Linked DNA regions of Homo sapiens: region 2 is linked to region 1. A link is a contact called in ENCODE Hi-C or POLR2A ChIA-PET data. All regions are on one chromosome and are shown on one strand. The core of a region is the stretch at or near the end of the contact, and the rest is flanking DNA. Distances in the headings are between cores, read along the strand shown.

Region 1 (3,393 bases), core at 233-2,732:
TTTGCCACAAATCACTCCATGTGATTTTAGCTTTGCCAAAGAGATGCTTTGAGACTCTGGGTGGTCAGCCCACAGAATAAATTGTCCCTTCAGTCTGGCTTCAGGCTACCCACTTTCCACCCATTCTGGCCTACTGCAGTCACCTCCGCTTATGGCCACAGAACTGCATTCTGCTTTTAGTCCTAAGGAAAGCCTTGAGTACTGTATGTGAAGAATTCCAGTGACCTGGAAAAACAAATGGAGAAAGGCGATAAAGATTATCTCCTTTCTTATCACTCAGTTATTTCTCTGCCTGGTTGATACATCCTTTTTATTTATTTAACTTAAAATGACTTAAAAGGAAACGCAAGGGGAAAATATTAAGCAGGACTTCTAAGCCCAAAGAAGTCATATTTATATAATTTCCCAATTAACTGAGAAGTCAAGAATATCAAATATCCTATCATTATACATTCAGGAATCATAGATCTCAAATTTTATAAACAAAAATGGAATCAAACCCCCCATATTACTGGCAGAAATGAACGAAATGTATGTCCACAAGATTAAACTGCTCAGGCATTGTTGACATCTCCAGAAGAATCTCACAAGGTGAAAAGAGTTACACAAAAAACCAAATGTGAAAGTAAACTACTTTTCTTTCCAACTTCATCTCTATCTGGCGTCAGGCTGAGATTGTCACAGGCTGAGATTTTGAACTCATTGTGACTCATCTGTTATGTAAGCTGTAAGAGTTGGGACTTTGTCTCTTCTCTGCACTGCTATGTTGCCATCACCCAGATGATACCTGGCTCATAGCAGGAGTGCTATGGATGCCTGGTGTGAGTGAGTGAGTGAGACTATTTTCTAACTCTCCCTTCTAAGTAGCATCCCATTTTTACTCTCACCAATCGATGGTTTCCTCTGAATTCTCTTTCATCACTAGGTTTATTTAATTGAGGCCACTCAATGTATATATATATATGTATTTTTGAGATGGAGCCTCGCTCTGTCACCCAGGCTGGAGTGCAGTGGCATGATCTTGGCTCACTGCAAACCTCCACCTCCTGGATTCAAGCAATTCTCCTGCTTCAGCCTCCCAAGTAGCTGGGACTACAGGTGCCTGCCACCATGCCCAGCTAATTTTTGTATTTTTAGTAGAGACAGGGTTTCGCCATGTTGGCCAGGCTGGTCTCGAACTCCTGACCTCAGGTGATCCATCTGCCTCAGCCCCCCAAAACGCTGGGATTACAGGCATGAGCCACTACGCCCGGCCTTCATACTCATTTTTTTTAAATCCCAAAATACACATTTGGTGTGGGGGAGTCAGTTCTACCCTGTCCCCACCCTTTGACTAAACTTCAACTGTCCTTTCCCGCTGCCTCTGGTTTTGCGGGTGTTATTGTCCAAAGATACAGGGCCATACAGGCTGTCTCCTCGGGTGACCCGAGGACACCCTGTGGCCAGTGCGGTAATGAGTCATTGTTTATAGGAAGCACCCTCCGCTGCAGATGTTCTTCCAGACCCTCCACATGAGGCAGGCTTGTCCTCTCAGGCAGCAGCCACAAGCTTCTGTGCATGAATCTGCTTCTTAGACAAGATTGAACCTTCAAGGGGTGAGTCTGGAAGCACACCTGATTTATTCGTGGAAACGTAATCAAGAACTGTTATCCATGGCAAGGTGCTGTTCTGAGCAGCAGCATCCAAGTTAAGAAGCCCCATGTGAACTCATCCTAAAGAAAACTTGTTTTTAAGAATCTCTCTCCCAAAAAAGGGAGTGAAATGTAGGAGTCATTTTCAGTAAGATTAAGTTACTATTTCTTTCTAAAGCAATCAACCTTCTACAACTCACCCAGACAATCATAACCAGTTATTTGTAATTGTAGGTTCTTGTAAATGTATATCAAAAGTCTTTCACTTTCTCTTCCTGGCTCTTGGACTTGTTAGAGGCAAGATATTGAAATGTACAAGGTCCCTCTGGGTTCTCACAAGATCATGTGTGCGTGTGTGTGTGTGTGTGTGTGTATCATGTCCTCATAATGAATAGATATTCACACACATATATACACTCATGCCCAGAAGTCAGCATTCCAGTACACATTAGAAAGTTATTCATCTAACTGTCCCAAAGCAAGATTCGCTCCCTCTGCATTCTGATGAACCAGCCTAGTGAGTTTGGTTCATGGTAGCAAAGATCACAAGCGCGCAGGGAGATGCCGCATTATGCATTACTCTGCAAAACAGCTGCTCCTTTCTCTGAATAAGAGCATGTACTGATTTTTAAACTGCATTTTCATTCCAGGATAAATGACATGCTTCAATTTTGTTTTTTTATATTCTCTGCTGCTCTTGAGTAAAGAAAAGCTCTGCATTACTGTGCAAATAACATTCAATTTCTGTTTTGCTAAAAGAAATTGGAAAGCTGGACAGCCGGATAACTGGGGTCATGGCCATGGGCCAGGAGAAGACTGTGCTGGGTTGATTTATGCTGGGCAGTGGAACGATTTCCAATGTGAAGACGTCAATAACTTCATTTGCGAAAAAGACAGGGAGACAGGTGAGCAGTAGATGGGATTTAAGAGGGAGCTGCCAGCTTATGTCCTATGAAAGGGTGAGGGGTGGTGAGTACAAGGGCCCTGAATGCAGGCACTGCAATTAGGTTTCAGCCCTGGTTATGCCATTTATTAACTGGGCAGGTGATTAACCTCAGGGAAATAGTAATAGCATCTTCTTCACGAGGTTGTGAAGATTTAAATAAGTTAATAAATGTGCCTCACATGTAGGAAGTACTCAACGAATGCTAAACTAACTGACCCACATAAGTATCTTATATTGTGAGTTAATTGTTCTTTAAAATATAGCACCAGCCAGGCACGGTGGCTCACGCCTGTAATCCCAGCACTTTGGGAGGTGGAGGCGGGCAGATCACCTGATGTTGGGAGTTTGAGACCAGTCTGGCCAACACGGAGAAACCCCATCTCTACTAAAAATACAAAATTAGCCGGGCATGGTGGCGCATGCCTGTAATCCCAGCTACTCAGGAGGCTGAGGCAGGAGAATAGCTTGAACCCAGGAGGCAGAGGTTGTGGGGAGCCGAGATCGCACCATTGCACTCCAGCCTGGGAAACAACAGCGAAACTCCATCTCAAAAAAGAAAAGAGATATAGCACCAATGTTAGTTCTTTTCCGTAGACATCCATACACAGCTAATCCAGGTGGCCAAGCGTTCAATTCCACGTGTATCTATTGAGCATCTACTATAGGCCAGATCCTGTGATACATAATAGAGGGAGATGGTCTGTGCTGCTTATCAGCTCATAAGCCAAAGCAGCTTTTGGAGATTTTCTTGACTTCAAAGGCTATGTATCTAAAGCTTCATTTAACACACGACCCTCTTTGGAATGTGGCATCTTA
Region 2 (3,393 bases), core at 533-3,032, 150 kb before region 1:
AGGTCTTCTGTTTTTCTTCAGTCTTTCCATATACCAAGCTTGTTCAGCCCCGTTCCCAAAGTTCTGGGCAGGTGTCTAAAGAGGAGATGGAGTTTGGTCTGATGGTTTTGTCACTTCTTTGCTCCTCTGACAAAAGCGTCAATGAGGGGAGACTTTGAAGGGTTAATTAAGTGAGCATTTTCAAGCTTTAATCAGGCTTTGAGGGTCAGCGTTTCTTGGCCTCAGTATGCAGAGCTAATTGGGACGTAACTATAGTTACAATTTGGCAGAGTTCATTTTCTGGGACATGAGGCACCAGTATATTTTTATTTTCCATAGATATGATATGTACTACCACGAAAGTGATATTTGTCTATTTATTTCCCAGTTACCTGTTTCATTAAAAGCATCACACGTGGCTCTAGAATCCTTTATTATTATGCTTAGCAGAAAGGGAAAGAGAGGCAGCACCACCTGCATGGCCTGGGCCCTCCCTCTGGAGCCTGCATTCTCCCTTTCTGCACTGGGGCGGGGGCGCTAGACTGACTTTGTTTCATTGATTGGTCGCAATGGGTTCTCTTCTGTTATTTTTGGAATCTGATCCGGTATGATAATAGACGTCCAAAGTTAGGATGATGGAGAAGCAAGAGATACATGGTTCAGCCTGTGAAAATCACGGGTGGAGTTAAGGGTTTCCAGTGAGCAACTGTGGGCAGCTGGGAACATTTGTTGTTTGTATTTGACAAACAAAGCTTTGACAGAATTGCTTCTTTGGGGCTCAGGCATAGGAATTATTAATAGCTATGAGAGTAAAAGATCTGAATAATGGCAAACTGTGAAACAGTAACAAGAAAGTAAAAGGAAGCATTCTCTATGGAGTAGATTCAAGTTTCTTTTTTTGGTAAAAACTAAGTGGGAGAGTTCTAAGGGGATTGCTGAAAAATTATTTAGGGGTTACAGTCCAAAACGGGGTATCAGATGTCTTTTCCTCTGAGATCAGTAAGTGTGTTCTTTGAAGCATGTCCTTGAATAGTTTTGTTTATCCACAACTTCACAGGTCTCTCTATAGCTATAGCTTCAAACAAGCCAGGCTTTAACTTTCCCCTTTCTTTCCTCAAAAAATAGTTGCAGATTAGCAAGTATATTTTTAACAGTTTGGCCCACACGGTGCCGAGCATGTCGAAGCAGCCTGAGAAATCTGTGTTGAAGGGAACCCAGCCCTGCCTCTCAGTGCCCCTGCCTCATGCCTTGCCATCACCGTTCCCTCCTTCCAAACCCAGCCTCCAAAGAGATAAACACATGGAACTTTAAATTCATGGCTCCAGTTAAATTATTGAGCTGTTTCTTGCCAAGAGGTTTAGAGAAACTAATGTCTAAAAGCATAGAGGACTACTGAGGCTTCTGAAAAATCACAGCACGGATATGCTTAACCGTATAGCCAGAAAGGAAGGTTCTTTCTGAGGCACATGGCGAGTGTCTGCTTTTAATGCCAAGAGATTGGAAGAGTTTACCAAGAGGATGCCAAACTCTCTTTGGGAAGCTGCTCAAGATAAACACTTGGATGCCTCTACTTCTTGTTGCTGGGCTTTTACGGGGCAGGCTGCCTGTCTCCCCTCTGCTGGGACTCTTCCTGGAAGCCTGGCTTCATCTTCTAATTTGGACAAGGTGTTGATTTGAAGCCATCTATCTCCGACAACAAGGAGGGCTCCAGGCATCCCTCTCACCGCAGCCCTGCAGAAAGCTGACCCATTCCCTGATGGGAATGCCAGGAATTTCCATCATTTCCTGTGGGGAACGACTGAGTAAGCACAGTGAGAGGCTGTCCTTCCAGAGGCACCTTTTCCAAACATTTCTAAGTGAGGCACAGGACTGACACTGGGAGGAAGGTGAAGGGCAAGGGAACAGTGGAACTCGGTGCTCCTGGTGGGGTTTCTTTGAAATGTCCAAAACCATTTGCATCAAGTTAAGGGGAGAGTTTCATTTATGTGGTTTTACAAATCCTAATTGAGTTGGTATTTCTGAATTTATTTATTTATTTATTTTTGAGACGGAGTTTAGCTCTTGTCGCCCAGGCTGGAGTGCAGTGGCGCGATCTCGGCTCACTGCAACCTCCGCCTCCCGGGTTCAAGTGATTCTCCTGCCTCAGCCTCCTGAGTAGCTGGGACTACAGGCGCCGCCACCGAGCCCAGCTAACTTTTTTGTATTTTTAGTAGAGACGGGGTTTTATCCTGTTGGCCAGGCTGGTCTTGAACTCCTGACCTTGGGTGATCCGCCTGCCTTGGCCTCCAAAACTGCAGGGATTACAGGCGTAGCCACCACCCCTGGCCTCTGATTTAATAAGAATTCGGTGTCAAAATGGCATGTGAGGAACTCAGTGCAAAAGAGATTCTCAGGCTGACAGAGCTGGAAGGGGAGTCACAGAGTAGCTCTTTATCTGGCCCCTGTATCCTCTGCTTCCAGGCAGGCAGGTGGAGCTCCTAAACGCCGAGAAAGGGAGTTCCTTGGCTGTCACTGCTTTTTATATAAACTGAGGAGATTTCATAATCTTTATCACCATACATGATAACCACAGGCTCCTTTGGCAACACCATGCACCTAGGTTTCCCTTCTTCCTGCCAAGAGGACTTCTCACTGGTTAGGTCAGACCCTCCTTGCCTTGTCTTTCCTGCCCATCAGTAAAAAAAAGATTCAACACCACATTCCATGTGATTATGATCTGTTTTAAACCATGTGAAGAGAAAGTCGTGTGAAAGAAACCATTAAACGCTCCTTCGTGGATATCTATTATGTGCCAGGTGATTTCCCACCCATTAGTTCATTGAATTCCCCCAGAAACCCTTTGAGGTGGGAATTATATGTGGTTTACAGGTGAGAGCCAAAGCTCCCAAGGTTGGTAGCATGGCCAATGTTGGAGTTAAGCCTGATTTCAGGCCTCAGTGTTCTTTCTGCTCTACTTGTGACTGGGAAGCTCACAGACACGGCCATACTCCAGCATCCCAAAATTTTTAATGGAAAAGCAAGTCATCATAAATGATCCTGCACTAAATCAGCAGCTGTTGATATGGTCTTATATTTCACAATTTCATAATATGTGTCATATTGAACACTGGAGCCCTGAATTTTCCACCATTTAAAGTATAACTCCTCCTCCCCACTCTCTCTGGTTTTCATTCACTTATGAATCCTGGTAGGGCTGTGGGAAGGAGAAGGGTGGGATAATTTGTTTTTCCAACAATTGGGTTGAAACTGAATGTGGTTTGTTTTTATTTTTGGAAAAGTTAAAGAAAAAAAAAATCTACTCAGCTCTGTTTTGGTTAAGACAGCATGAAGACATTTAGGTTGTTTCCAGTGTTTGTTGTTGAGGGGTAGAGTGGGAAAGAGTTTCCCTTTTGGTAGCAACTGCAAGCAACTTAA

What was found. A loop is a pair of places that touch in the nucleus more often than their neighbours do. ChIA-PET counts read pairs that join two places held with the same protein, here RNA polymerase II (POLR2A). Pooled maps may share reads with other maps.
Region 2: a map of HepG2 shows a loop between it and region 1 (3-fold over the local background). The contact joins two enhancer-like sites. A Hi-C loop is called at or near these places in 3 of 168 maps with a recorded cell type or tissue (CD14-positive monocyte, HepG2 and dorsolateral prefrontal cortex), 2 of 37 single-sample maps with no recorded cell type and 8 of 50 pooled maps. POLR2A ChIA-PET finds 5 or more read pairs at or near these places in 1 of 52 experiments (MCF 10A).

What each region holds. Positions count from the first base shown.
Region 1 is chr18:320,805-324,197 of GRCh38, reverse strand. COLEC12 (collectin subfamily member 12) reads left to right here. Exons shown (of 10, transcript NM_130386.3): 9 at 2,391-2,536. Among named protein-coding and RNA genes, the nearest start is that of THOC1, 54 kb to the right of the region's middle. Within about 2 kb of position 1,482, at least 3 of the 41 ENCODE cell types and tissues checked have a DNase peak (open chromatin) inside an H3K27ac peak, as active enhancers do.
Region 2 is chr18:473,705-477,097 of GRCh38, reverse strand. All of the region lies in intron 2 of COLEC12 (collectin subfamily member 12), which reads left to right. Among named protein-coding and RNA genes, the nearest start is that of COLEC12, 25 kb to the left of the region's middle. Within about 2 kb of position 1,782, at least 4 of the 41 ENCODE cell types and tissues checked have a DNase peak (open chromatin) inside an H3K27ac peak, as active enhancers do.